Linked DNA regions of Homo sapiens: region 2 is linked to region 1. Evidence: read pairs that join two places in POLR2A ChIA-PET (ENCODE). Cell type or tissue: OCI-LY7. All regions are shown on one strand. Links, peaks and the distances in the headings refer to the core of each region. The heading gives the core; the rest is flanking DNA. Region 1 has its middle 19 kb from the start of SKIL. Region 2 overlaps SKIL (SKI like proto-oncogene).

Evidence for each region. ChIA-PET counts read pairs that join two places held together with the same protein. Peaks named below come from ENCODE experiments on the same cell type or tissue, not always from the same donor. Only the 100,000 strongest peaks of a DNase experiment are listed, where the experiment ranks them.
Region 2: POLR2A ChIA-PET joins it to region 1 with 7 read pairs; 4 of 35 experiments call an interaction of 5 or more read pairs at or near these places.

The regions. Positions count from the first base shown.
Region 1 is chr3:170,332,812-170,344,123 of GRCh38, reverse strand. No RefSeq gene overlaps it. Among named protein-coding and RNA genes, the nearest start is that of SKIL, 19 kb to the left of the region's middle. RefSeq lists a silencer at 5,236-5,436. In OCI-LY7, for the core only: no CTCF peak of the experiment used is centred there; a DNase peak (open chromatin) is centred at 5,143.
Region 2 is chr3:170,388,675-170,399,986 of GRCh38, reverse strand. It overlaps SKIL (SKI like proto-oncogene), which reads right to left. Exons shown (of 7, transcript NM_005414.5): 5 at 9,523-9,764; 6 at 8,727-8,951; 7 at 3,152-7,728. The coding sequence ends at 7,570. Among named protein-coding and RNA genes, the nearest start is that of CLDN11, 25 kb to the left of the region's middle. In OCI-LY7, for the core only: no CTCF peak of the experiment used is centred there; no DNase peak of the experiment used is centred there.

The sequences.
Region 1 (11,312 bases), core at 1,054-9,053:
TGGGCTGCATTCCCAGACGGTTAAGGCATTCTAAGTCACAGGATGAGATACGAGGTCAGCAGGAAATACAGGTCATAAAGACCTTGCTGATAAAACAGGTTGCAGTAAAGGAGCCAGCCAAAAACCCTCCAAAACCTAAATGGCCACGAGAGCAATGTCTGGTCATCCTCACTGCTACACTCCACCAGTGCCATGACAGTTTACAAATGCCATGGCAATGACAGGAAGTTACCCTATATGGTCTAAAAAGGGGAGGCACGAATAATCCACTCCTTGTTTAGCATATCATCGAGAAATAACCATAAAAATGGGCAACCAACAGCCTTCGGGGGCTGCTCTGTGTATAGAGTAGCCATTCTTTTATTCCTTTACTTTCTTGGTTTTTTTTTTTTTTTTTTTTTTTTTGAGATGGAGTTTCGCTCTTGTTGCTCAGGCTGGAGTGCAATGGTGCCATCTCGGCTCACCGCAACCTCCGACTCCCGGGTTCAAGCGATTCTCCTGCCTCAACCCCCTCTCCCCCCGCCCTCACACCCCGCCCCCCCGCCCTAGTAGCTGGGATTACAGGCACGGCCACCACCCCCAGTTAATTTTGTGTTTTTAGTAGAGACGGGGTTTCTCCATATTGGTCAGGCTGGTCTCGAACTCCCAACCTCAGATGATCCGCCCGCCTCGGTCTTCTAAAGTGCTGGGACTACAGGTGTGAGCCACTGCACCCAGTTTATTTCTTTACTTTCTTAATAAACTTGCGGCTCACATCTGTAATCCCAGCACTTTGGGAGACCGAGGCGGCAGATCACGAGGTCAAGAGATTGAGACCATCCTGGCCAACATGGGGAAACCCTATTTCTACTAAAAATACAAAAATTAGCCGGGTGTGGTGGCATGCCTGTAGTCGTAGCTCTTCAGGGGGCTGAGGCAGGAGAATAGATTGAACCCAGGAGGCAGAGGTTGCAGTGAGCTGAGATGGCGCCATTGCACTCCAGCCTGGCAACAGTGTGAGACTCCGTCTCAATGAAATGAAATAAAAAATAAATAAACTTGCTTTCGCTTTGGACTGCGGACTTGCCCTGATTTCTTTGTTGCGTGAGATCCAAGAACCCTCTCTTGGGGTCTGGATCAGGACCCCTGTCCTGTAACATATTTCTGGCGACCACAGAAGGGACTACAGTGCAGAAACCCCCGACCCAGCGGCTACTTTTGGGTAAGTGTTGGGGTCTGGTAACATCTTTCTCATGAACCACAAAAGGGACAATACTGAGGAGACCCCCTGACCCAAAGGAAATAGACTGCAGCACTGATTGGACGACTTTGGGTAAGTGATGGGGTACCCAGATAAAGAATGGGATCGGGTTAGAGGCCAAAACTTAGGAGAGTTAGAGTCTCTTCTAAAACAAAGTGCATTAGAGGTCCCTCTTAATAAAAGGCAAGGATGCAGCCAGGCATGTTGGCTCACGCCTGTAATCCCAGCACTTTGGGAGGCTGAGGCAGGCAGATCACAAGGTCAGGAGTTCGAGACCAGTCTGGCCAAGATAGTGAAACCTCATCTCCACTAAAAATAAAAAAAGTTAGCCGGGTGTGGTGGTGTGCACCTGTAATCCCAGCTACTCAGGAGGCTGAGGCAGGAGAATAGCGTAAACCCAGGAGGCAGAGGTTGCAGTGAGCCGAGATAGTGCTATTGCACTCCAGCCTGGGTGACAGAGCAAGACTCTGTCTGAAGAAAAAGGACAAGAACGCTTCTCCGACCTTAGGGTTAGAGGCCCAACTTAGAAGAGTTAGAGTCCCTTCTAAGATTTAGGGTATTGGAGGCCCCTCTCAGTAAAGGCCCTCTCGGCTAAGAACAGGTTCGGCACTATGGGATGCTATTCTCTTTGGATTAATCTGCTTTGCACTGTTTGCTGATGGCTGTGGGTGACAGTGTTAGGCATGTACAGGATCATGGAACATGGGGAGCTTTTTCCTCCCCAGAAGGGGAAACTTGAGAGCTGATGGCACTGCTGGAAAAGATCCCTTTGCTACTGACAAGCGGCCGCCTGAACTTTTCATTGTCGGCTGCAATGAGTGGGTCTTTTCTCTGGCTCCCTAAGCTCTTCACCTTCCCCACCCTGCCGCAGATAATACTTTCCTTCTCTAATTTTCCTTTCTCTTTTCTGTTACTCAGGGCAACCATCTTGCCCAGAGACCACGTGTTGAAACTCCAAATCAGAGGTTGGATCAAAGGTGACGGGCCTGGCTGGGCATGGTGGCTCACACTTGTAATCCCAGAACTTTGGGAGCCTGAGGCTTGGGATCACGAGGTCAGGAGTTCGAGACCAGCCTGGCCAACATAGTAAAACCCCATCTCTACTAAAAATACAAAAATTATCTGGGTGTGGTGGCGGGCGCCTATAATCCCAGCTACTTGGGAGTCTGAGGCAGGAGAATAGCTTGAACCCGGGAGGCAGAAGTTGCAGTAAGCCGAGAACGTGCCACTGCACTACAGCCTGGGCAACAGAGTGAGACTCTGTCACAAAACACAAAAAACAAACAAAAAATGACGAGGTTCATCTGGGGGCAAATTTAAGCCTTGTCAGTTTGATATTGGTTGCTAAGCAGAGTGGCTAATGTCTATGTTTTATCACACATATTTTGCTCTGGCCAAAATGAAAAAAAATGTAATTTCCCTTTATGATGCGGCTTGGCCCCCAGGGCGATGGTGCCACAAGCCTGATCAGTAGTGCTGCTCAGGGAAAGGGAACCCAGAAGCCTGGTGTGCTGGCAAAAGGGTAAGAATTTTCCTACCAGTCAGATTTCTGGCTTATCTCTCTGTACAGATGGTTTGATGAATGGTTAAAACAAAACAAAACAAACAAACAAACAAACAAAAACCAGTGCTTATTTCCTCTGTAAAGTTTTGATTAATGTGAAAAGAATTCTAAGGCTAATCTTAAGCTGGTGTATTTTGTGCTATGAATTTGTTTTTCTGTGTTGAAGGGTACTTTAGGATAAAACACGGACTTGGAACACCTGTAAGCCCACTTTTCAAGACCACCCAGCAAGCTGGTCAGTAACAAGCTTGGCTGCAGCTCCCTGAAACAAAAAAACTGGATGAAGTCTCCACGTTTTTTTATGTTCTTGGGAGCCTGACCTTTTAACCATGTGGCAGTACTTTATTTTGGTCTCTGCCATCAGGGAACAGGAATTTTAGGATTTATATCATATTCATCTCTAAAAATCATATTAAATTGTTAAAAAGCCTTTGGAAGCTCAAAATTAACTACTCTAGGCTCGTTCCAGGAAAAGAAGTGGGGACTGCCCATGCTGTAGCTCAGAAGCTGAGATTTTACACTTTCACAGTGGTGGTCCAGGTTTGATTCCCCACCTAGGAAGTAAGTCGTTTCTGGTTTAATATCTGCGTAAACTTGTCTATTCTCTTCTCCTCCACAGACTGTCTTACATTTTCCTTTCTCTATGTACCTGGGAGATTACCTTTGGTAAGTTTAAAAAGCCAGAAATATCTGCCATTTGGCATAAGAAATTCTAAAGGAACTTTAATAAAGAGTGCTATGGTTAAAATCAGTATAATTAAAAGTGGATATTCAAGCTCTAACAGCCTGGACTCCTTGGGAAAAACAGGAGGCACAGGAGACCCCTTTCCTGGCCATGTTCTTCCAAGGGCTCCACCATAAAGCCATTAATGCAATTAAGAAACTTAAAAACCAGGCCGGGCATAGTGGCTCACACTTGTAATCCTAGCAGTCTGGGAGGCTGAAGCAGGTGGATCATGAGGTCAGGAGATCGAGACCATCCTGACTAACACAGTGAAACCCCGAATCTACTAAAAAATACAAAAAATTGGCTGGGCGCGGTGGCTCACGCCTGTAATTCCAACACTTTGAGAGGCCGAGGTGGGCAGATCACCTGAGGTCAGGAATCCCAGACCAGCTTGGCCAACATGGTGAAACCCCGTCTGTACTTAAAACACAAAAAATTATCTGGATGTGGTGGTATGCACCTGTAATCCCAGCTACTTGGGAGGATGAGGCAGGAGAATCAACTGAACCCGGGAGGGGGATGTTGCAGTGAGCCGAGACAGTGCCACTGCATTCCAGCCTCGGGAACAAGAGCAAGACTTCATCTCAAAAAAAAAAAAAAAAAATTAGCCAGACATGGTAGTGGGCGCCTGTAGTCCCAGCTACTCAGGAGGCTGAGGCAGGAGAATGGTGTGAACGTAGGCAGTGAGCCTAGATTGTGCCACTGCACTCCAGCCCAGGTGACAGAGCAACACTCTGTCTCAAAAAAAAAAAAAGAAACTTAAAAACTGGCAAATGAAAAATCTTACACCTACTGTAGTAATCTTCTTCTGTCTTTCTGTGTACCTGTATATGTGTTGTGTATAATGTTTATACAAAAAAGCTCTAATTAATTGGCTTAAACAAAAATAATCACTTAAATCAAATATTTTGAAAGCATGGCCAGGTGCGGTGTCTCATGCCTATAATCCCAGCACTTTGGGAGGCTGAAGTGGGTGGATCACCTGAGATCAGGAGTTCAAGACCAGCCTGGCCAACATGGTGAAACCCCATCTCTACCAAAAATACAAACATTAGCCAGGCATGGTGGTGCCTGCTTGTAGTCCCAGCTACCCGGGAGGCTGAGGGAGGAGAATCACTTGAACTTGGGAGGCAGAGGTTGCAGTGACCCCAGATTGCACACTGCACTCTAGCCTGGGTGACAGAGTGAGACTCTGGCTCAAAAAATATATATATATATTTTGAAAGCAAAACACAAACTGTAATGCCTTTTAGTTCATGTGACTTCAGTAATCTTTGGGAAATAAAAACAGCTTTAAAAATTATTGATAAAACATTTAGTCTAAATTATACAGGTCAAATATTAAGTTTGCTAAATGCTTTAAGGTCATAAACTGCTTCTTTAACTTTTAAAAATTGTTCAATGGATATCTTAAAGCCATTAGATTCTAGATAAGGCCTGCAGACATGTGGAATTAGCCATGCCCCCTAGCTATACAAAGAAGATTATAAAGAAAGAGATTTTATGTAAGAAAAGATCTTGTGTGATAAATTCTTGTTCTAAAGTAAATTGATGGGTTGTTTAAAAGGAGGGAAGTTTAGGGCAAGTCACAAAGTCCAAGAATGTCTCAGATGGTCTGTGTAAGTCGTGAAAGGGAATTTATGCAAGAAATGTACAATTCAAAGGTTGTTAGGTCTCCTAAATGCTTCATAAAATGCCACTATGACTCTTACTGTACAACTTGCCTGCTTAAGTAAGGTAAGGCCTGGGGCTGTGTGGAGTTAGCCTTGCCCCCTAGCTATGCTGGAGAGTCAGCCCTTATCTGCACTTCTGTGTGGTATGTCCTAGGCTAAGCTTCACACCTAGTACACAATTAAAATGGCTTACTAACCAGGGTTTTCACCAAAAGTAGAAGTGGCTAAAAGTTAACATTGTGACATGTAATTGAGACTATTGAATAAACAATTTTACATGTAAGATGTCTAAGGAAAGTAGAATGTACTTTTGGTAAAAGATTATAACAAGGCATGGGAATATGGTTTTATTGCCTAAAGGGTTAAAGAATTGTTTTAACTTAGAGTAAAGCTAAAGGTTTAAACAAGTTATGGAAGGTTTATAAAAATTAATTTTAAGAAATTCTGTATGTGAACATGTTGACTAAAGTTAAAGGGGTATTATTCAGTTTTTCCATAAATTAAATATTGGAATAAAAGCACAACAGGTTTTTCTTAGAGCACTAATCTGCTCTTTCACAAAAAAAAAAAAAAAAAAAGAAGGGGTTATAAAAGGTTTATAAGAATCTTACCTTACGGCTAAACATTAAAATTGGGTAAATATGTCTATAAGGTTTTATTAAAAATTGGGTTTAACATTAATAGTACATTAATGTGAAGGTGAAATTTGGCTTATTTGGTATAAGAATCATACAGGAAGCATTATCAAATGTGGAATGGTATTTTGCTTTCTTTGGACTATATTTGCATAAATGTGTTATTGGTATAAGTTCCAAAGTTATGGAAACTCCTGTAATTCTAATATGACTTAGTGTATGTTATCAGAAATTATAATTGTTATGTAAAATTTTGTGTGCCACAGAAGTAACCAAATTTCCTTGTCAATTGTGGCTTTAATAGCGGCTATCCTAAAACTTTTTATCTTCCACAGACAAGTGTTGTCTTGTTTTAATCCTCTTTAGAAGGTGGTTTATAATCAATTATAGAACTCTAACAGGTGTTCTTAAATGCAGGTTTTTCTGTAACTTTGGAGACTGTGACATCAAAATAGAGGAAAAAGCTTTCAGAACTCTCATAGAGAACTAAAATGTTAGTAACTATCAAATAGAAGTTAACTACATGGGCTAAACTGAAGAAGTCTAATCTTTTTAACTTTGCTTAAAACGCTGCTGATCCTTTGTTTTGTTTTTCAGAGTCAAGAAAACTTTTCTTTCGAGCTATTTATAGCTTTTAACAGTTGAGTATATTCCTATGAACAAATTTGGAGCATATTTGTTTCTCTCTACCTGATTTCTCCCAAATTTGGAAAGTAGTTGTTGAGTATTCTTAACTTATAGCAATATAGTTATTTGCATAGGTGCAATAAGAATCTGTTTTCTTTTGTAACAGGACGCAACTGGAGAAATTGGTTATTTTGCCAAGGCTTTGACTGGAATGGTGTGTTTTTCTTTAGGGAATTAAACTTGACTTATAGAGCCAATGAAAGCCCTGTGGGGAAGTGGCCTCATACCTTGCCTACAACAGTCCCTGTGCAGGGTTTCTGACCTGTGGTGAGTAAAGAATGTCACTTTCTGACAGGTCCAGGAGCCCCAAGTTATTTTGGACCTCAAGAGGAAAGAAATTTACCCAACTCATATGTATTTGAGGTTACAAACCCATAGTTGGGCTCAGCTTTAAAAAAGTCTTATCTAAAATTCTTTCTATGGAACAGAATTACATCAAAGCCAATTTAAAAAGAGCTTCTGCTGGGCACAGTGGCTCATGCCTGTAATCCCAGCACTTTGGGAGGCTAAGGTGGGCAGATCACCTGAGGTCAGAAGGTTGAGACCAGCCTGGCCAACATGGTAAAACCCCATCTCAACTAAAAATACAAAAATTAGCTGGGCATGGTGGTGGGCGTCTGTAATCCCAGCTACTCAGGAGCCTGAGGGAGGAGAATCACTTGAACCCAGGAGGCGGAGGTTGTAGTGAACCAAGATCGTGCCATTGCACTCCAACCTGGGCAACAAGGTGAGACTCCATCTCAAAAAATATAAATATAAAATAAAAAATAAATAAAAACAAAAAGATCTTATGTGAAAAATAATTATTCTTGCTGCACTTTATACAAATAATCAGGCCAAGTATAATATAGCAAATCACTGTTACCATGATTTGTCTATAGTAAAAATGGGAAACTGGAGAGAGAAATATATTTCAAAAACTATGGTATACTTGTTATTAGAGTCTAGTCTCATTAGTTGTTTTTAAATTTTGCTTTTTTAATGTAGGCTAACCTTGCTTATTCCTTTTTTTTTTTTTTTTTTGAGACAGAGTCTCGCTCTGCTGCCCAGGCTAGAGTGCGGTGGCACAATCTCAGCTCACTGTAACCTCTGCCTCCCAGGTTCAAGTGATTCCCCTGCCTCAGCCTCCCAAGTAACTGGGACAACAGGCAGGCACCACAACACTCAGCTACTTTTTTATATTTTTAGTAGAGATGGGGTTTCACCATATTGGCCAGGCTGGTCTCGAACTCCTGATCTCGTGATCCACCTGACTTGGCCTCCCAAAGTGCTGGGATTACAGGCGTGAGCCACTATTCCTGGCAACCCTGCTTATTCCTGTGAACCAAACAGTAATCGCTGACTGTTGCTCAGAAGAAACAAGAGGGATGGGTAATATAAACATTTGGATCAGTATTCTAAGTCTGGGCACATTACAATCAGCTAAAAACCCCATATTGACTTAGTTCCAACAGTTGCCCAGTTCATGAAAGGCCTTCTAATTTAACTTGGAATAGTTTACTTATTTGCTTTACTCTTTTTTTTTTTTTTTTTTTTTTGAGACAGAGTTTTGCTCTTGTCGCCCAGACTGGAGTGCAATGGCATGATCTCGGCTCACTGCAACCTCCACCTCTTAGGTTCAACCAATTCTCCTGCCTCAGCTTCCCAAGTAGCTGTGATTACAGGCATGCCCACCATGCCTAGCTAATTTTGTATTTTTAGTAGAGGCGGGGTTTCGCCATGTTGATCAGGCTAGTCTTGAACTCCTGACCTCAAGTGACTTGCCCGTGTCAGCCTCCCAAAGTGCTGGGATTATAGGCATTAGCCACCATGCTTGGCCTATTTTGCTTTACTCTTGGGGAATATATTGCCGTTGTACTTTGTGTAGGAACACAGGACAAGTTTACTGAATCTTTTCTTAAAGACTTATTAATCTTGCAGATATCACTTCTTGTCGAAACTCAAGAGTTATGAGTGTATCTTACCATACTGAAGCTTTCTGACTAAGCTCCTCTCTACCCAGAATGCAAGAGACCCTCATAGTTATGCAGGAATATCATCCCCCTATTCAGCCTGAAGAAGTTACAGAAGATGGATCTTCTTCCCTCTGCAGCCCTTAGGATTAAGGCTTCTCTTATAAAAGGGAGGGGGGAAATGTCTGAGGTTCGTGAATCACAGCAACTCCATCTTTTTTTTTTTTTTTTGGAGATGGAGTCTTGCTCTGTTGCCCGGGCTGGAGTGCAGTGGTGCAATCTTGGCTCACTGCAACCTCCACCTTCTGGGTTCAAGCAATTCTCCTGCCTCAGCCTCCCCAGCAGCTAGGACTACAGGTGCGTGCCACCACACCCAGCTAATTTTTTGTATTTTTAGTAGAGACAGGGTTTCACTGTGGTAGCCAGGATGCTCTCGATCTCCTGACCTTGTGACCTGCCCACCTCAGCCTCCCAAAGTGCTGGGATTACAGGCATGAGCCACCGGACCTGGTGCAACTCCATCTTAAATAGGAGCTGGGTAGAATAGGGCTGAAACTTACTGGGCTGCATTCCCAGGCAATTAAGGCATTCTGAGTCACAGGGTAAGATAGCAGGTCAGCACAAAATACAGGTCATAAAGACCTTGCTGATAAAACAGGTTGCAGTGGCCGGGCACAGTGGCTCACACCTGTAACCTCAGCACTGTGGGAGGCCGAGGCAGGTGGATCACCTGAGGTCAGTAGTTCAAGACCAGCAAGGCCAACATGGCGAAACCCCATGTCTACTAAAAATATAAAAATTAATCAGGTGTGGTGGTAGCAGGCACCTGTAATCCCAACTACTCAGGAGGCTGAGGCAGGAGAATCGCTTGAACCCGGGAGGCAGAGGTTGCAGTGAGCTGAGATTGCGCCACTGAACTCCAGCCTGGGCAGCACAGTAAGACTCTGCCTCAGGAAAACAAACAAACAAACAAAACAGGTTGCAGTAAAAGAGGTGACCAAAACCCACCAAAACCAAAATGGTGACGAGAGTGACCTCTGGTCATCCTCACTGCTACAGTCCCACCAGCACCATGACAATTTACAGATGCCATGGCAATGTCAGGAAGTTACCCTATATGGTATAAAAAGGGGAGGCATGAATAATCCACCCCTTGTTTAGCGTATGGTCAAGAAATAACCATAAAAATGGGCAACCAGCAGCCCTCAGGGCTGCTCTATGGAATAGCCATTCCTTTATTCCTTTTTTTTTTTTTTTTGAGATGGAATCTCGCTCTGTCACCCACGGTGACGTACAGTGACACGACCTCAGCCCACTGAAACCTCCGCCTCCTGGGTTCAAGCAATTCTCCTGCCTCAGCCTCCCAAGTAGCTGGGCCTTCAGGCATGTGCCACCATGCGCGGCTAATTTTTGCATTTTTAGCAGAGACAGGGTTTTCTCATGTTGGCCAGGATGCTCTTGAACTCCTGACCTCAGGTGATCCTCCCGCCTCAGCCTCCCAAAGTGCTGAGATTACAGGCGTGAGCCACTGCACCTGGCCAGAATCTTTCTTTTCTTTCTTTTATTGAGATAGATTCTCACTCTGTCACTCAGGCTGGAGTGCAGTGGTGCAATCACAGCTCACTCCAGCCTTCACTTCCCTAACTCAAGTGATCCTTGAACTTCAGCCTCCAGAGAAGCTGTGACTACAGGTGTGTGCCACCACACCCAGCTAGTTTTTATAATTTTGTGTAGAGATGAGTCTCACTATGTTGCCCAGGGTGGTCTCAAAATCCTGGGCTCAAGTGATCCCCCTACCTCAGCCTCCCAAAGTGCTGGGACTACAGTCATGAATCACCATGCCCAGCCATCTCAACCTTTCTTAATCTCATGTGCATTTACCACATTATGTCTTATAATGTAATTTATTTATTTTTAGATAATTTATTTTTTCTCTTGAGACAGGGTTTCACTCTTGTTGCCCAGGCTGGAGTGCAATGGCGTGATCTCAGCTCACGGCAACCTCCGCCTTCCAGGTTCAAGTGATTCTACTGCCTCAGCCTCCTGAGTAGCTGGGATTACAGGCGCCCACCACCATGACCAGCTAATTTTTGTATTTTTAGTAGATACAGGGTTTCACCGTGTTGGCCAGGCTGGTCTCGAACTCCTGACCTCAGGTAAAACCTTCATCTACCATGTACAATCTGGCAGGGCAGAAACTGCATCTTCTTCATATCTGTGTCCTCAAGGTTTGCTGTGGTTCCTTTACATAGTAGTCTCAATAAGTATTCGTTCTTGACAGTGCAGAAGTTGATACATTGAGTTTTTCTGCTAACCCACCAATAAATAATAATCTTACCTGATGAGCAAAATATTGAAACACAGCCTAAATTCTTTTTTTTGTAACAGTTTCCTCTCACCTTCTGATAATTTTTAGCATTTAAAAGAATGCTTTAAAAGAATTTAAAAGAATTATTTGACAAACCTGACAAAAACAAGAAATGGGGAAAGGATTACCTACTTAATAAATGGTGCTGGGAAAACTGGCTAGCCATATGTAGAAAGCTGAAGCTGGATCCCTTCCTTACACCTTATACAAAAATTAATTCGAGATGGATTAAAGACTTAAATGTTAGACCTAAAACCCTAAAAACCCTAGAAGAAAACCTAGGCAATACCATTCAGGACATAGGCATGGGCAAGGACTTCATGACTAAAACACCAAAAGCAATGGCAACAAGAGCCACAATTGACAAATGGGATCTAATTAAACTAAAGAGCTTCTGCACAGCAAAAGAAACTACCATCAGAGTGAACAGGCAACCTACAGAATGGGAGAAAATTTTTGCAATCTA
Region 2 (11,312 bases), core at 2,776-10,775, 54 kb before region 1:
ATATGTTAAATAGCTTGATTTAGCCATTCCATGTGTATACACATATCAAAACATGATGTTGTACACCATAAATGTATACGATTTTAATTTACCAATTAAAAGTAAAAATAAGGGCTGGGCGCGGTGGCTAACGCCTGTAATCCCAGCACTTCGGGAGGCCGAGGTGGGCAGATCACGTGGTCAGGAGATCGAGACCATCCTGGCTAACACGGTGAAACCCCGTCTCTACTAAAACTACAAAAAATTAGCCGGGCACGCGCCTGTAATCCCAGCTACTTGGGAGGCTGAAGCAGGAGAATCGCTCGAACCTGGGAGGCAGAGGTTGCAGTGAGCCGAGATCATGCCACTACACTCCAGCCTGGGTGACAGTGCGAGCCTCCGTCTCAAAAAAAAAAAAAAAAAGTAAAAATAAGCCATCGGCAGAATGGATTTTTAATAATGATCTAATGGCCGGGCACGGTGGCTCATACCTGTAATCCCAGCACTTTTTTTTTTTTTTTGAGACAGGGTCTCACTCTGTCACCCAGGCTGGAGTGCAGTGGCGTACATCTGCCTCCCGGGTTCAAGTGATTCTCCTGCCTCAACCTCCTGAGTAGCTGGATGGTGAGTACAGGCATGCACCACCACACCTAGCTAATTGTTTTTGTATTTTTAGTAGAAATGGGGTTTCACCATGTTAGCCAGGCTGGTCTCGAACTCCTGGCCTCAAGTGATCCACCCACCTCGGCCTCCCAAAGTGCTGAGATTACAGGCATGAGCCACTGTGCCTAGCCTAATTCCAGCACTTTGGGAGGCCGAGGTGGGCAGATCACCTGAAGTGAGGAGTTCAAGACCAGTCTGGCCAACATAATGAAACCCTGTCTCTACTAAAAATACAAAAAAATAGCTGGGTGTGGTGGTGTGCGCCTGTAATCCCAGCTACTTGGGAGGCTGAGGCAGGAGAAATCGTGTGAACCCAGGAGATGGAGGTTGCAGTGAGCCGAGATTGCGCCATTGCACTCCAGCCTGGGTGACAGTGCGGGACTCCATCTCAAAAAATATATAAAAATAAAAAATAAGGGATTAATATCCAGAATATATAAAGAATCCCTACAACTCAACAATAACAACAATTTTTTAAATGGGCAAAGGACTTGAATAGTTCTCCAAAAATACACAACGCACACGGTGCTCAACATCATCAGTCACTAGAGAAATGCAAATGAAGTAACACTTCACACCCAATAGGATGGCTAATACTGGTAAAATGGAAAATAACATGTGTTGGCAAGGGTGTAGAGAAACTGTAACCATCATGCATTCCTGGTGCGGATGAAAAATGAAGCAGTCCTGTGGAAAACGTATGTGATTCTTCAAAAAGTTAAATATAGAATCACCATATGATCCAACAATTCTACTCCTAGGTATACATCCAAAAGAAGAGAAAGCAGGGACTTAAGTAGACAACTGTAAACCAATGTTCATAGCAGCATTATTTGCAATAGCTAAAAGGTGCAAACAATGAAATTGTCAATCAACAGATGGATAAACAGAATGTAGTATAAACATGCAATGGAGTACTATTCAGCCATACAAACAAGTGAAATTCTGAGACATGAAACAACACGGATGTATGTTGAAAACATCATGATCAATGAAACAAGTTAGACATAAAGGACAAGTATTTTTATTCCACTTACATATCTAGAATAGGCAAATTCAGAGACGGAAAATAGAAAAAAAGTTATCAGGGGCTGGGGGAGAAGATATGCATTAGGGAGTTACTGTTTAATAGGTACAGAGCTTCTGTTTGGGATAATGAAAAAATGCTGAAAACAATGGTGATAGTTGCCTAACATTGTGACTATGTCATTGAATCGTACACTTAAAAACGGCTAAAATACTAAATTGTTGTGTACATCTCATCACAAAAAAAAATTTAATTACAACTTAGAGGGTACTATAAATAGACTCTAAGATAGTCCCTAATGATCCCTGCCTCCCGGTATTCAAACCCTATGTAAACTTGTCCTGTAATAAAACAAAAGTGAGTGTGTGACGTACAGTCTGGGTCATAAAAAAATTGTGGCATGACGTTTTCTTCTGGATCACTCATTTGGGGTAAACTAGTCATGTCATGAACAGCTCCATGGACAGGTCCACATAGTGAGCAATTGAGCACCTTGTCGGCAACCATGTAAGTGAGCTCGGAGGCAAATCCTTCAGTTCAATGCAGCTTTCAGACTTCAACCCTGGGTAACATCCTAAGTGCAACCTTACAAGAGCTCCTGAGCCGCAACAGCAAGCTAAATGTTCCTGGATTTTTTTTTTAATTGCCCTTATTGATAACACCATGATATAATGTATAAGTAGCTTGGGGTTTTTTATTTTTAGAGACAAGGTCTCACTCCGCTCACTCTTACCCAGGCTGGAGTACAGTGGTGTGATTATGTAACAGCTCACCACAGCCTGAAACTGCTACTCCTGGGTTCAAGCGATCCTCCCACCCCAGACTCCCAAAGCACTGGGATTACAGGTAAGAGCCAGTGTGCTTGGCCATCTCCTGGATTTCTGACATTGATAAATTGTGGGGTAATTTGTTATGCAGTAGATAACTTATACCAGGGATTTGGTAAGGATGTTAAAGCTGAAGTCTAAAAATCATTAAATAATCACATAATGCTGGTATTTTCATCACCTGAAATATTGCATAAAATTTCCTGTTCTACAATAAAACACATTTTTCAAGTTAGTGTGTAACGAATAATGTACTTTTTTTTTTTTTTTTTTTTTTGAGACAGTTTTCGCTCGTCACCCAGGCTGAAGTGCAATGGCACGATCCCGGCTCACTGCAACCTCTGCTTCCTGGATTCAAGCGATTCTCCTGCCTCAGCCTCCCAAGTAGCTGGGATTACAAGCATGAGTCACCACACCCGGCTAATTTTGTATTTTTAGTAGAGACAGCGTTTCACCATGCTGGCCAGGCTGATCTCAAACTCCTTCACCTCAGGTGATCTGCCTGCCTTGGCCTCCCAAAGTGCTGGGATTACAGGCATGAGCCACTGCGCCCAGCCTACGAATAATAGACTTTAAAGGAACAAAGAAGAAAATGTCAATCTTAGGGAATGAGAAAGTTAAGCTCACACACGATACTGAAATAACTTGAATCAAATTTAATTGGCATTAAAAGTTTTTATTTAGTATTTGATCCACAATCTATACAAGTTATTTACAAGGCATGAAAATGGAAAACAGCACAAAATACAATTGAGGTATAAGCTCAGAGCACAGTATGTCATGTTTCAATAAATATAATTCAAAATTTGTAAACTAGGTGACCAGATACATGAGTCTTATTTTTAGTAAAACCATATAAAATATTTATTTCACGTGAGGTAGAGGACAGTTTTCTGTGTCATGTAATGCAACCAACCACAGCAACTTTAACCATAAAACTGTACATCATTGGCAAAATTTTAACTTTAATTATGGTCAATGTAGCCAATTATTTGTTTCAACAGTTGCAGAACAGATATTTCATTTACTGCCTTCACAGATTAGAAATTCAAAAGTAATTTAAGACTACTATGTTGGCTTAAAATTATCAGGATAAACAAATACTTCTAACAGGATAGTAAAAACAAGTAAAATTTTATTTCTCATAAACTAATTCCTCAAAAGATGTCCTACATTTAGCAACTGTTTTCTAGGACATGTTTACTAGAACTACTTTAAGTATGCTGTGCTTTCTTTTCAAGTGAGGTATCTATATTGAGGAAAAAAATCTTATAAATTCCTTTTACATTAAACTAATTTAATACACTATTTTGTTTTCTGGGCTGAATTTTTAAATTTTTTTCTTACATTTGATCACTTTCTAATTCAAAAATTGTAGCACTACATAGGACATTTAATTCTATTACTAAATAGGCTCCAAATTACATTATACAGTTTAGAAACCATTTCAATGAATGGATTTACAAAAAAAAAAAAAAAACTGTCCTTTTAAATGAAATGCAATATAAAATACTAATACACTTTTCTTCCAAAAGTGGAAATGCTTAAGTACCCTATACTAGAAAAAAAAAATTAGGCTGTTTATTCAATTCCACAATGTATAATACAGCAGTTTTATGTCCCTTATTGCTGACAGCTTCGATAAAAACTATTAACAAGTAGTTCCAAGCACAGAAACAGATGTACAGTATGAGCACGATTTTTCTTTATATTAATTTTTAATGTCCTATCATGTGGATTAAATGCATAAAGGGCAAATAAAAATGAGGAATCTTCCCTAAGTAATCAAAACATATGCCTTATTGAGAAGAAAATTTTAGAAGCTGATTAAAATCCTTCAGCACTAGCTTTGCAATTAATTCTGGAGAAATACCTTGACACATCTTATAGTATTTGAGTTTCCTTATAACTTTACCTTCCTTCAAACAGAAGCTACCTATGTGCAAATAAACTGGTTGTTCTGTCAGGACTTCTAAAAGATATGGATAACCGGCAAATATATACTTTATTTCACCTACTTTAATAGCTGCTTTACAATTCGCTATGTACAAATGATTTTATATCTTAACTGGTAATATATTAAATATGTTATAAAATTAGTTCAAGAAGCATAAAACACCCTAACTCTCATGAACACAGAAATTCAAGCAAAAGAATATGCTTAAACAAAAACTAAAGCACACAGCAAACGTAAATTGTTGGTCAAATCTTTTCATAGTGTTATAAGTTACATTTGTGAAATTTAGGGTAGTTGAAGAGCTTCCTCAATAACAGCAAGAGGTTTTACATTTATTACCTTTATAGAGTAGGTACACTTTTCTCATAAAGTTTAGCCTACAGAAACTATCGCCACCCAAATTAAACATCACCCAAGCTAATATTCTTTCTTCCTTCTAAAGATGAGCTAGCAAAACTTTTTATAGGTTGTCCCTTTAATGCAGCTTTTTAGAATAAACATTTTTACATTTTTTCTTAAAAGAATTATTTTTTGAAGTCTGAGGAAAAATCCGCTTGCCTAGTGAATTTGGCACACAAAGAGTAACAACAAATCAAACTTTAAGCTAGCAACCAACACACAAAATAAGCATGCAAAGAATAGAATAAGTTTTATATGGATAAGGTATTTTAGCCAACTCCACTTATAAGGTATTACAAAATCTCTATATTGTTTTGAAGCTATGTGTTGCAGTTTAAAGTTACTTTTAACAATAATACGTATATTTACAATTGACTTAAAAAACTATTTTCAAGGAAGTTAGAAACCTATGGCACACCAACGCATCTTCTGGAAAATGAAGACGATACAATGTCATGTGGCAAGTTTTCAATATATGAAGGACTAGAAAAAATATTTCTTTACTCAATTCTGAATTACAAGTTCATAATAATTTAATGGTGTTTAAGCACTGCTTAAAATTTTCCAATAACATATTTCAAGGATTAAGCAATTTATTTTAGAAGTTTTGGGTTAAACAAATTATCATTTTCTAGGTAACATAAAGCAGAAAGGTTCCAAGTGAATTAGAAATATAAATGAAATTATAGGTGTTTGAGTTTGTCTTCCAAAAAGCTGAGCTGTGACACAAATAATTCAAAATTAAAATAAAACTATATCATAAATATCTGATTTTTCCTTCTCCAGATCTAAATAGATTGTATTGGGAGAATATGTCATTTTAAATATTTGTTTCTAAAAATTAGCCGGGAGTGGTGGTGGGTGCCTGTAGTCCCAGCTACTCGGGAGGCTGAGGCAGGAGAATGGCTTGAACCCAGGAGGCAGAGCTTGCAGTGAGCCGAGATTGCACCACTGAACTCCAGCCTGGGAGACAGCGAGACTCTGTCTCAAAAAAAAAAAAAAAAAAAAAAAAAAAAAAATTTGTTTCTACATGTCATTTTAATATTTGTTCCTCCTTGAGAAGATTCCAAGACTCAACGAATTAAATTAGTCTTAATATAGCAAAATTTAAATGGAAAATAGAAAACACACATTTAGGTTATACTCAATTTAGTAAATAAATTACATTTGGGGAAGTACAAAATTCTTTTTGGATATGTACTATTAAGCAAAATATGAAAATAACTGGTTAAATGACAACCTAGTGATTCTTTCTACACCATTAGATTATCTACCTTCTATGCTGGAAATAGAATATAACCTTAACCCTAGCTAATTTATTTTAAAATAAATATAGCTCTCTGAAGTAATTTCATACATAGTATCTTATAAGAGAACATGAAAAACATTTATTATCCCATAAAATCCATGGGGTAATAATGTCAATTAATGATAGTTTCAGGAAACTCCCTTTAAAAACAGATCTAAGAATTTTACCTAATATATTTTGAGCCAAGAATTAACAAATATGAAATTTGCCATTAGAGAATGACAGACTTTTCTGTGCAAAAAAAAAGTGCAGAAGATGTTGTCCCTCCTGAAACTATGGAATTCCTTTATCTTCTAAAACTTATCTAAAAATCTTTTAGTAGCAGGTAACTAAACTGTCCTATATGCACCTATCATGTACTATCAGTTGACTGTAAATTCCTGATTTTGATATTAAGTAGTAAATGAAAATGGTCCATTCGTGCAAATTTTGGTAAGACAACATTTAAACATACAGAAGTCCAAAATAACCTTCAAGGTGTTTAACATTTTACAACTTAAAGGAAAACAAGTCCATTATATAAATTTTAGTAAGACTCATAACTACATGTAAAAACTGTACAGGAGGATTATGGATTGTATAGAAACTGATACACAACAGTGGTATCAGTTTTTCTCAAGAACGTTAATATTTTCACACCACTATTAACAACACAAACAAAAGTTCAGAAATTATCACATTTTATTTTTGAAAAGTTGCTGCTTAAAAAAAAATCTAACTATAACCACATTTAAACTGAAAAACAAATTACAACTGCTGCTTCTGTTTAGCAGCAGCACATAACAACACATTCTTCTTCCCCACTGTGCTCATGGGGTATGCTATAACCTCAGTAAAATTCCTCCTAGGGTACACATTAAAAAGAAGAGAACTGGTGGAAATTCATTCCACAATCTGAACAAAGTAAAAGTAAATTTGGTGTATGTTAATGAGTACACCATATCAACTTAGAAAAATTGTGTTAATGAGAAAAGGGGAGATTCAACTCCTTGAGTAGCTCTATATACTTAAAATATAAAGCCACCATTGTATCTAAAATTGAGTCTGAAATATGGATAACAAAATTGACCACAGCTATTTTCCAACACATATTGCAGCTTTTAAAAAGTACACAATTGTTAAGTTTGCATTAGAAATATAAGCAGATTACCTACTAGTTGAAACCATATAGTATTGTTACTAAGCTGATTTTTTTAAAAAAGTACAAAGAAACATACATTTTCATTCATTTGGAAAATGTAAAAATTTAAGTACTAATATATAATCTCTTCACTTTCTCTGATCTACAAATGGATAGAATGCCTAGTTATCGTCATGCAGATAAATTCTTCAGAATTCAATTACCAAAGCAAGCAACAAACAAAAAAAACCTTGTCAGTAATACACAGATGAATCTCTTTAACAGTTTCTATTCTTTAGCAGTCTTTGATGATTTCAGAATTTGCAGCTTTAGCTCTTTTATCATCATCTCTAACTTCTGTCTTGCTTCCCGTTCCTGTCTGAGTTCATCTTGGAGTTCTTGCCTATCGGCCTCAGCATGGTCCAATCTCTGCCTCAGTTCTGCCAACTATGTGATTTAAAAGGCGCTATCAATTTTAATTGTTTTGTTTTTCCATTTAATCCTCATATCATAGAAAATATCTATTTTCAAATTACTTTTTACAAAACGAACTATTTCATGTATACTAAATCCATTAAGCATCTAATACTATTAATCTGACATCTGACAGGACACTAAATTTAAGAAAAAGCAAAGGAACAAGAGGAAGGAACACATCCAGCATGTTCATGTTCATTATGCCCTATACTTTACTATACCGCTCATCACAGCCTGCTCATGTTAGTTATTTGTTCATGTTCCTTAAATTGTGAGATTCTATTAACAAAAGAGAATTGCTTATTTTTGCTCCAGTGCTTTTGAACATAACAGGCAACAGTTCCTGTTTGTTAATTTGTAGATTTGAAAGCTCATATACTACATTAAAATAATATAACATATAATATTCAGAGGGCTAGAGATTAGCAATTTAGGTAACTAAACTGCAGTAACCCGATAAAAATTTAAACTAATAAAAGCAACAAACATCAAAATAATCATCTTGGACAATACAGCATAAAGCTATGTTTAACAGAATTATCTATTTTGAAATCTAGCTTAGTAAACTGAGCTTGACAAAAAGTAATTCCTTTATTAGAGAAGTAACGGTGGCCGGGTGCAGTGGCTCATGCTTGTAATCCCAGCATTTTGGGAGGCTGAGGTGGGCAGATCATGAGGTCAGGAGTTCAAGACCAGACTGACCAACATGGTGAAACCCCGTCTCTACTAAAAAATACAAAATTTAGCTGGGCATAGTGTCGCACGCCTGTAATCCCAGCTACAATCAGGAGGCTGAGGCAGGAAAATTGCTTGAACCCGGGAGGCAGAGGTTGTGGGGAGCTGAGATTGTGCCACTGCACTCCAGCCTGGGCGACAGAGCAGTCTCTGTCTCAAAAAAAAAAAAGAGAGAAGTAACAGTTTCCATTTCCATGCTGAAAGGGCACCATTATACAAACAGTAATTCTTACCTGTCCTGCATATTCAGCCTCTTTGTCTTTTTCTAAATTTGAGTCACAGGTACATTTTTGCTTCATTATCTGCTCCAATTTTTTCTCTAAGTCTTTCTGTTCAACATAAAATTCTTCCATTCTTTGAGCATGTTCATTCTGCAAAGATTCAAGCTCTTTCTGTAAATTCTGCTGTTCTTCAGTGAGTTCCTTCATAGATTTTGAACTACTCAACATTTTTACTTCCTGTAATGTAAAGAATCACAATACAAGTTTTACTTTATTTTCACCATGTTAAAATTTTCAGTTCTGGAAAACATAGCACAGAAAATACCTAAAATTCAGCTATCATTATCAGTTCTATATAGAGGTAATTATTTTAAAAAACTATTTTCTCAAAAAATTTTAAAATATATTAAAATTGCTTTTCAGTGTAAAACAATAATCTTAAGTACATTTGTAGCATCTCGTTTTGACTTTTCTTACTAAGAATATACAGGGGGGCTGGGCGCAGTGGCTCACACCTGTAATCCCAGCACTTTGGGAGGCCAAGGCTGGTGGATCACAAGGTCAAAAGTTCGAGCCTGGCCAGCATGGAGAAACCCCATCTCTACTAAGAATACAAAATTTAGCCAGGCATGGTGGCACGTGCCTGTAATGCTAGCTACTCGGAAGGCTAAGGCAGAAGAATTGCTTGAACCTGTGAGGTGGAGGTTTCAGTGAGCTGAGACTGCGCCACTGCACTCCAGCCTGGGCGACAGAGCAATATACAAAAGTATCTTTTCATAATGGACTATCATTTAGATAACAATTTTACCATCTGAAGTTGTTGCTTCTTTTGCAAAATCAAGTTTAGTTTTTCCTGTTGTTTTAAATAAGTTCTCATTACTTCTTCCATGATTTTTCCCTTATCATCCTCACAAATGACATCTTTCACAAGAAGCGGAGATGAAGCGGCAGCAACAAGGCCAATTCCCACTTTGTTTATGTCTCTGACTAAGTTGCAAGTGGCAGACTCAGATTTCCTTTTACTTGTAGAATTATTTGAGATTGATGCATCTTGGAGAGAAAAAAATCAAGTAACAAAGTATGAATATCACTCCATTAAAAAAATCACTAGAACAATCCATAAATGTAATTTTTAAAACATTTCATTTATAAATTAGACCAAAACAAATAAAATAGGAATAAATTTAACAAAAGCAGTGCAAGTACAATGAAAACTACAAAACATCACTAAAAGAAATTTAAGACCTAAATACATGGAAAGACATCCCAAATTCATGGATTGGAAGACTTAATATTGTTAAGACAGTAATAGTCTCCAAATTGATCTACTTATCAGTGCAATCCCTATCAAAATCCCCACTGGATTTTTTGCAGAAATTGAAAAGCAGTTTCTAAAATCCATATGGAAATGCAACAAACCCAAAATAGGCAAAATAATCTTGAAAAAGAATAACGAAGTTGAAAGACTCACAATTCCCAATTTCAAAGCTTACTACAAAGCTACAGAAATCAAGACTGTGTGACATGATTTAAAGATAGACATACAGATCAGTAGAACAGAATTCAGAGTCCAGAAATTTAAAAAACTCATACTTTATAAGGCAATTGTTGTTGACAAAGGTGCCAAAGCAATTCAGTCAGGAAAGAATAATCTTTTCTGGCCAGGCGCGGTGGCTCACGCCTGTAATCCCAGCACTTTGGGAGGCCGAGAAGGGCGGATCACGACGTCAGGAGATTGAGACCATCCTGGCTAACATGGTGAAACCCTGTCTCTACTAAAAAATACAAAAAATTTGCCAGGCTTGGTGGCGGGCGCCTGTAGTCCCAGCTACTCGGGAGGCTGAGGCAGAAGAATGGCGTGAACCTGGGAGGCGGAGCTTGCAGTGAGCCGAGATAGCGCCACTGCACTCCAGCCTGGGCAACAGAGCAAGACTCCGTCTCAAAAAAAAAAAAAAAGGAAAGAATAATCTTTTCAACATACGGACAACTATATCCACATGCAAAAGAATAAGGTTGGACCTTATGCTGTATACAAAAATTAACTCTAAACTGATCAAAGACCTAAATGTAAGAGCTACAACCCTTAAACATAAATTTCTTGGCTGGATGTGGTGGCTCACGCCTATAATCCCAGCACTTTGGGAGGCCGAGGCAGGTGGATTACCTGAGGTCAGGAGTTCACCACCAGCCTGACCAACATGGTAAAACTCTGTCTCTACTAAAAATACAAAAAAAATTAGCCAGGCATGGTGGCGCGCACCTGTAATCCCAGCTACTCAGGAGGCTGAGACAGAAAAATTGGTTGAACCCGGGAGGTGGAGGTTGCAGTGAGCTGAGATGGCACCACTGTACTCCAGCCTGGGCAACAGAGTGAGACTCTGTCTCAAAAATAAATAAATAAATAAATAAATACATAAATAAATATTTCTTGGAATTGGGATTAGGCAATAGTTTCTTAGATATGATACCTAAAACAAGAAAAAAATAGATAAATTGGATGTAATAAACATTTAAAACTTTTGTGCTTCAAAGAACACTAACACGGCCAAGCGCGGTGGCTCACACCAGTAATCCCAACACTTTGGGAGGCTGAGGCAG